Linked DNA regions of Homo sapiens: region 1 is linked to region 2. The links are chromatin loops, found by intact Hi-C in ENCODE. Cell type or tissue: endothelial cell of umbilical vein. All regions are shown on one strand. Each heading gives the region's core, and the rest is flanking DNA. Links, peaks and the distances in the headings are about the cores only. Region 1 has its middle 160 kb from the start of PTGER4. Region 2 has its middle 210 kb from the start of PTGER4.

What was found. Hi-C counts contacts between places; a loop is a spot of excess contacts. Peaks named below come from ENCODE experiments on the same cell type or tissue, not always from the same donor. Only the 100,000 strongest peaks of a DNase experiment are listed, where the experiment ranks them.
Region 1: a loop joins it to region 2, with 2.1 times the contacts of the local background. A loop is called at or near these places in 1 of 110 quality-filtered maps.

Annotation. Positions count from the first base shown.
Region 1 is chr5:40,520,047-40,524,448 of GRCh38, forward strand. No RefSeq gene overlaps it. Among named protein-coding and RNA genes, the nearest start is that of PTGER4, 160 kb to the right of the region's middle. In endothelial cell of umbilical vein, for the core only: no CTCF peak of the experiment used is centred there; a DNase peak (open chromatin) is centred at 1,705; H3K27me3 peaks cover 838 bases.
Region 2 is chr5:40,463,498-40,467,899 of GRCh38, forward strand. No RefSeq gene overlaps it. Among named protein-coding and RNA genes, the nearest start is that of PTGER4, 210 kb to the right of the region's middle. In endothelial cell of umbilical vein, for the core only: no CTCF peak of the experiment used is centred there; DNase peaks (open chromatin) are centred at 1,284 and 2,104.

The DNA.
Region 1 (4,402 bases), core at 202-4,201, 56 kb after region 2:
TATGTTTCTTAGAATTGAACATTTCACAAATGGATCCAAGATGGCCTTTTATGGATTGAAATAGTTCTAAACCGTACATTATCAATAGCAACAAAATAAATCACCAGGATGTGAATAAAATATTGATTATATATTCCTTTCCTCCATTAATTTGAACTTTACATCTAGTATTTCAATTTTTCTGTAATGAGATACCATTATATCTACATTGATTATAGCCTAGAAATGTTTTCAGTTAAAATTTCGAAGTAAAAAGTTTTTTGTTTCAGGAAAAGTGGGCTGAAAACAAAATATAAGGTAACATTTCAAAATAATTTGTATGATGTCAATGGCTTAACAGTGGTTATTTCATGAACTCAGAAAAATCTTATTGGAAAAGTATTCATCTTATGAACACATATAGCTGAGAAAATAGAGTTTAGGCTGACTTGCAGCATTAGGTCTTGATACAATTTAAATAAAGAACTTGAAAACATTCATAACACTTATGTCAGCCTACAGAGAAAGGTACTTACTTAACTCATGTTCTCCCACTTAGGCCATGTGAACAGACTCTTTTACATAATGTGATTGTAGTCAAAGGTCCTCAAACATCATTATTATCATCCTCATGGTTATCATCACCCTTACCGCCATTGTGTACCCAACTGCAAGGTAGCATAGGGACATCAAATCTTAGCATTTTCAAGGGGTTAATTTTAAAGAAAGAGAGTGTAAATGTCAAACACAGTTTTAAAACTAGAAGGAAGGAACTGTCAGTGGATCAAAGCTGAGGTTAGTTCCCAGAGTCCAGTTAGATATATTAAGAGTTAAATGAGAGACGCACTGACACTAGGTCATGGTCCTGTTTCTTGACTTTTGAACCACTGCTTTTTCATGGCTTTTATCAACAATAACAGGATACAAAGTGCTAAAAGTGTGGGAAGATATTTACATTTAAGGAGAACAAAAAAACATGACACTGATGGTTTAAAAAAAGTCACATGGAAGAAAAATGAGAGAGAAAGTCATAACAAAGGGCTGGACTTGAAGTTAAATCCCTATTAGGTCCTGTAAAATGCTGAACACATTAGGTTAAATATTTACTCTTCAAACCAAGCTTTTGTGGTGTAGATACCATTTATTCTATTTTACAGATAGGAGGTGTTGGGCTCGGAAAGTTTAAGCAACATGCCCAAGATCACCCAGCTGGGAGTAGTGAGGCAGAATTAAACACCAAGCTCAACTGATGCAAAGATTGTTCTACTACAGATGATTCTCAAACCTAGCTCATGTTACTATCACCTAGGGATCTCTGAAGAAGTACCTCTGCCTGGGCACCACTCAGGATCAATTGAACTAGAATCTGTAAGGGAGTCAAACATCCGTACTTTTAGAAAGCCCTTTATACAATTATGATGTGTAGCCAAGGTTGAAAACACTGAACTAACAGAAGGCTACCGAAATGGTGTGAATTAGGGAGCAGTGAAAAGGCCACCTGTCCAGGACACAAAGTAACCAATATTTCCATAGACTCTATTGACAGAGTTCCTGTAACAGCCAAAACAAATATTTTTGGCAGAAGCATATCAACAGATGATTCTTTTCAGCATGTTTACAGCTAATTCATAGCCCAGAAAGGAGGTTGAAAAACAATGATAAGTGGATATAACTTCCTAATAAAAACTTAGAATTGCATAGATATTTCCTGTAGGAAATATCAAAGTTAATTGAGGCATAAGAATTCACTTAAAAGGCCACTGCAAAAAAAAAAATAAACAAAGCTTAAAATTTGCACTTTCACTTTGCAATAAGTCCTCGTTGCTTTTCAGAATAGTTTGGTATCTAAAACCTTGAGAAATGTAAGGAATAAGTTCAAGAGAGAGGTCAAGCTGGAGTCTTATAACAAGCATATAGAGATCATTTCAAGATTGGAAATTGAGGGCATCACTTAGAAAGGATAATAATAAAAGAGAAGTGTGCCTAAGATTGAAACTTAAGTACTTAAGAGACTCTTAAGAAGGAGTGGCAGGAAGGTACAAGGAAAACAGGATGACATAAGGACTTGAAGTTAACAGAGTACAAGATTTCCAAATGTGGGAAACAACTGTTCAGACACTGTTGAGAAATCAAGAAGGATGAAGACAGAGGAGCATCTATTGCATTTGGCAATATGGATGTCAACAGTGACCAGTGACACTTTGCTGTCCACTGTATTGTACATGTATTATTATACCTCATTGGTGTTCTGCCAAGAAATTATAACTCCTATTGTGTCTGATGGCTAAATAAGTTGGAAATCCTAACTTAGATGACTTTTACAACCTACAATTTTAAAGTTCCTTTTAGGAGAGCTAAACTTCAGTTATTTGGAGAGGGTTGGGGGCACAATTAGAATCAGAAAAGCTGAACTAGAGAAGAGAAATATGTATATTTAACATTTATCTTACCTATGTTGAAAAATATATCACTGGTATATTTCTAGTTATCTCTCTTAATTCAAAAACTTACACTGGTTTCCCAGTGAAGAAAAGTCTGGGACCCAATGGCTTCACTGCTAAATTTTACCAAATATTTAAAGAAGAACTAATACCAGTTTTACTCAAACTATTCCAAAAAATAGAGGAGGAGAGAATACTTCCAAACTCACTCTACGATGCCAATATTGCCCTGATACCGAAACCAGACAAAGACACATCAAGAAAAAAAAAAAAAAGAAGAAAGAAAGAAAAGAAAACTACAGGCCAATATCTGATAAATATTAATGCAAAAATCTTCAACAAAATACTTGCAAACCAAATTCAACAACGCATTAAAAATATCATTCATCGTGCCAAGTGGGATTTACCCTAGGGATGCAAGGATGGGTCAACATATGCAAATCAACCAATGTGATACACTATATCAACAGAATGAAGGACAAAAACCATATGATCATTTCAATTGGTGCTGAAATTTATCATTGAAGCGATGTTGAAATTCAACATCTCAAATCAATAAAAGTCATATACAATAGACTCACCACTAGTATCATACTAGATGGGGAAAACCTGAAAGCCTTTCCTCTAAGGTCTGGAACACAGCAAGGATGCTCATTGTCACCACTGTTATTCAACATAGTATCAAAAGTCCTAACTAAAGCAATCAGACAAGAGAAAGAAATAAAGAGCATCCAAATTGGAAAAGAAGAAGTCAAATTATCCTTGTTTGCAGATGATATGATTTTATATTTAGAAAAAGCTAAAGGCTCCACAAAAAACTGTTAGAACTGATAAACAAATTCAGTAAAGTTGCAAGAGACAAAATCAACATACAAAAACCAGTAGGATTTCTACATGCCAACAGTGAACAATCTGAAAAAGAAATCAGGAAAACAATCCTATTGATTGTACAATAGCTACAGGCAAAATTAAATACCTAGGAATTAACTTGAACAGAGAAGTGAAAGATCTATACAATGAAAATTATAAAACACTGATGAAAGAAATTGAAGAGGATGCCAAAAATGGAAAGCTATTCCATGTTCATGGATTGGAAGAATCAATATTATTAAAATGTCCGTACTACCCAAAGCAATCTACAGATTCAATGCAATTCCTATCAAAATACCAATGACATTCTTCACAGAAATAGAAAAAGTAATCTGAAAATGTATATAGAACCACAAAAGATGCTGAAAAGCCAAAGCCATTCTGAGCAAAAACAACAAAACTGGAAGAATCATATTACCTGACTTCAAATTATACTACAGCACTATAGTAACCAAAACAGCATGGTGCTGGGATAAAAACAAACACATAGACCAGTGTAACAGAATACAGAACCCCAAAATAAATCCATACATTTTTGTTAAAGCTGCGAAGAACATACATTGGGAAAAGACAGTCTCTTCAATAAATGGTGCTGGGAAAACTGAATATCCACATGCAGAAGAATGAAACTAGACCCCTATCTCTCACCATATACAAAAATCAAATCGAAATGGATTAAAGACTTAAATCTAAGACCTCAAACTACGAAACTACTACAAGAAAACATTGAGGAAAATTTCTAGGACATTGGTCTGGGCAAAGAGTTATTGAGTAATATCCCAAAAGCACAGCAACCAAAGCAAAAATGGACAAATGGAATTACATCAAGTTTAAAAGCTTCTTCATAACAAACAATAAACAAAGTGAAGAGACAACCAACAGAATGGGAGAAAATATTTGCAAACTTTCCATCTGACAAGGGATTAATAACCAGAATACATAAGGAGCTCAAACAACTTAGAAGAAAACCAAATAATCTGATTTTTAAATGGGCAAAAATTCTGAGTAGACATTTCTCAAAAGAAGAGATGTAAATGGCCAACAGGAATATAAAAAGTTGCACTGCATCACTGATCATCAGGGAAATGCATATCAAAACTACAATGAGTTAT
Region 2 (4,402 bases), core at 332-4,331:
ATTAATGGGTAAGCATGGGAGTGGAACTGGGGGCTTTATAAGAAGAAGAGGAGCCTGAGATAGCAAGCTCAGCCCATTGCCCTGTGATCCCCTGCAGCACCTCAGGACTGCAGTGTCCTCACGGATGAGAAGACTCACATAAGAATCAATCTCTCACCCCTGGACTTCCCAGCCTCCAGAACTGTAAGAAATGTGTTTTGTTGTTATTGTTGTTGTTGTTATTGTTTTACTAAATTACCCAGTTTCAGGTATCCTGCTACGAGCAACAGATATCTGACTAAGACAGAAACTAAGACAAGAACTTTCTTCATACTTATTTTTTAGGTGGCCTGGAGAGTCAGATTTTATTTAAAAAGAGAAAATAATGGAGTTTTGAACCACATTTCCTTGATTCTAAAATACAATCTGTCAATTTTAATGTTTCTAAAATCAGGATACCTCTTTCATTGGGCATGTACCTTTGATATAGAAACTTTTCTTCTGAAGATATTATTAAATAGATAATATATCTTAAAATTTATTGTACCTTATAATTGAGTATAACAGTATGAAAAAATGATATGGGAATATTTGTGGTGATTTGTGAATACGCAGGACAGTTCATGGTAAGATTGATGAGCATACACTGTGGCTTCATTCCCACCTCCACCCTTTAAATACAAGCCTTCAAATAAGGAATTCCTGACAATACCTCCACACAGCCATGTGTTTATGATGAGATCCATCTCACACGTGAAGGATGGTGCATAAAAATATAAAATGATTTGAGCAATGCCAAGTATTGAAAAGCCAGAAGTATAACGTAGTGTTCTGACTTCATCTTACAGTAAGTAATTACCTTTTCCACCCCTACCTCCCATTTGTGTAATCAATTATCAACCTACCTTATGGCAAACAATGTAAAACATTTTCCCTCTTGTTTCAGTAAAGATAGAAATTCATGGAAGCAAATTTCAGGTCAACTGCTTGTATCATATTAGGAAACAGAATGCTGTTTTAAAAAAGGAGCATAATTCAGAGAGAAAAAGCAAGTATCACGATGGAAGGATTTGGGTTTTAACCCTGGCTTCTTCACCTGGGTTTATATAAGTGATTTAATTTTTCCTCGAATTCTTTTGACTGTCCCCAGCTAATAACATCCGAAAGAGAATAATAAAATACTGACTCACTTCCCAGAGATATTTTAACCAGAGATGAGTAATATTTTCAAAGGTTTTTCACTGCTACTCTTAAAGCGTATTTCAAAATCAAAATAGCATAATTTTCTTCAAGCTCTTGCTTCTACAAAAGCATAATGCTCTTGTGTTTAATAGCTTAATCAGAGACAAAACTAAATTTGAGAAGATGGGGAAAGAAGAATAGAGTATGTAGTAAAGAAAATAGCTGCAGAAGCCAGATTTGTAAGCTCAAATAAATAATCTATTGTCAACCATGAGCTACTTCAAGCAGTAAGCTTCCCTTCAAATATAAAACTTCTTAACTACCCCTCACAGTGCACCTGGAATGTCAGTGATGGTAGAGTTCACAGATTCAAAGCTTAGTAGCTGCCTAGATCTGAAAAACAAGGCTTTCATCTTTAAGAATGTTCCAATAATTGTTTTTGAGAAGCTCAGAGTGAAGGGCAAATAGCTACAAACAACGGGCAGTTACCTTGTGATCACATTGAAGCCATTAACGTAAATAAATATTCTTTCCCTGAGGAAACACGTGGAGAACAATCATGATTGGGTTGTCTTCATAAAGGGAAAAAGCCCTAATTGTAAATCGAGTAGCTATCAGTAGATCAATATCAGATTCAATCATGGAAACACTTCTGAATTCAAGTGGAAGTAACCTTGACAAAAATCAAGCCTATTTGATGTGAAGGGAAAAATTTGAAAGCTCACAGCACACATAAATGCTCTTTCTTCTTAATTACCAGTGTTTCCAGAAGTACATTTGGTCTAGTTAGCATAACTTACCTGGAATTGCTAAACTACCCTACTGGATACATGTCAGCTTCCCAGAAGAGTCCCTACCTGATAATATGATATGATATAAAATTAAAGTTTATTGTTTGAGGCAGCTTTATGGTTTTCCAGTAGTACTTCCCTCATCAACCAGAGGAAACGCTCCTTGAAGTAATATTGCTGGAGACTTCCTCTGCATAACAAGAATCTTGGCTTCCACCAAGTCCCCTTATCTTAACCTAAGCACTTCTTTCTGCTGATTTCAACTCTTTAGGCAAAACTTAACTCTTTCAACCAATTGCCAGTCAGGAAATCTTTGAATCCATCTGTGACCTGAAAGGCCCCACTTCATCCCACCTTTCCAGACTGAACCAATGTACACCTTACATGAATTGATGATGTCTGCCTGTAACTTCTGCCCCCTCTAAAATGTATAAAATCAAGCTGTGACCCAACCACCTTGGGCGCTTGTTCTCAGGGCCTCCTGAGGCTGTGTTATGGGCATGTATATAACCTTGGTAAAATAAACTTCAAATTTGGGGAAAAAAAGTGTCTACAGAAGTAAAAAAGTCTGCCTGCTCTATCTCAAATGTATCTCTCTCTCTCTCCCTCTCTCTTTCTCTCTCTCTCTCTCTCACACACACACATTCATGCCTTCTCACACTTGATGATTAACAAAGATTGATAGACTCAATCAATAGTACTATTTCCCTAATAAATATAGGAGATTTTTTTCTCTATTTTATCACAAAATAACTCAAAAAATAGTGAAAAAAAATTATGAAAGGAATGAAGATGTTACACTAGAAACCACTTAATGCAAAAGAAAGTGGTAAAGCAGAAAAACAGGAACATAAAAGACATGAGACAAAGAAAATGAAGCATAAAATAGCAAATGTAAACCCAGTTATATGAACAATTGAATGAAATGTGAATGAATTAAAGAACTCAAAATCAGAGATTATTAGACTATATAAAAACAAGATCCAACTACATGCTATCTACAGAAGAACCTTGTCTAGGTTCAAAGACAAAATGTTAGAAGTAAAAGGATGTAAAATATATATATTGTGCAAACAGCAAACACAAGAAAGCTGGAGTAGTTACACTAATATTATTCCAAACAGACTTTAGAACAAAAATTAATTACTCAAAATAAAGATAGACATTTTATAATAATAAAATGGTCCATCCAGGAGAAAGTTATGAAATTGATAAACATACAGACATTTAACAACAGAGCTTCAAATTATATAAAGCAAAAGCTGATAAAATCAAGGAGAAATTAGGTGATTCAACAATAATAGCTATTTCTTTCTAGAAAAGTAGAAAAACTAGAGAGAAGATTTTAAAATAAATGGAAAATTTGAACATTATAAGAAACTAGACCTAACAAACATCTATAGAATGCTGTAAAGAACAGCAGCAGAATACACATTTTTTCTAAGCACACACAGAAATTTCTTCAGAATTCACCGTATGTTAGATGATAAAGCAAGTCTTGATAAACTTAAATGACTGAAATTATGCAAAATGCACACACCAACCATAATAGCATGTGATTAGAAACCAATAGCAAAAAGAAATTTGGAAAACTTGTGAATATGAGGAAATTAACATCTTTCTGAATAGTCAGTGGCTCAAAGTTAAAAATCACAATAGAAATTTTAAAATCTTTGAGATGAATGAAAATAAAAGCATGACATCAAAATTTATGGGACACTGCTAACGCAGGACTTAGAGAAAAATTTATAGATGGAAATGCCTATATTTAAAAAGTGGGACAATCTCAAAATCAGTAACCAAACCTTCACCTTAAAGCACTGAAAACAGAACAAGTCGAGCCCATTTAAGCAGAAGGAAGAAAATAATAAACTTTTGACTGGAAATTAAGGGGAACAGAAAAGCAAAAGAGAAAATAAATAAAACCAAAAATTTGTCCTCTGAAAGGATTAGAAAATATTGACAAACTTTTAGCTATACTGACTAAGAAAAAATAAGAGAAGACCCAAACTACTAAAATAAAAAATGAAAGAGGAAACATCATTGTCAACCTCACAAAATTTAAAAGAATTATAAAGAAATACTCTCAACTAATGACAACAAATTAAATAATTTAAGTCAAATGGACACAATTTTAGAAGTAAAACTGTCTCAGGAAAAAAAGAATTCTGAATGGACCTATAAAAAGTAAGGAAATTACATTAATAATTTTAAAACTTCCATAATGAAAACCTAAACACATATGGATTCACAGTTGAATTCTACTATTTAAAGAAGAATTAATATCAATTTTTTACAAATTGTTACAAAAAGGGAAAGGAAATATTTCCCAAATAATACTATATGTCCAGTGTTATCCTAATAACAAAACCAGACAAAAACATTACAAGAAAAGAAAAACACAGATCAATATATCCTATGTATATAAACTCAGAAATCTTCAACAAAAT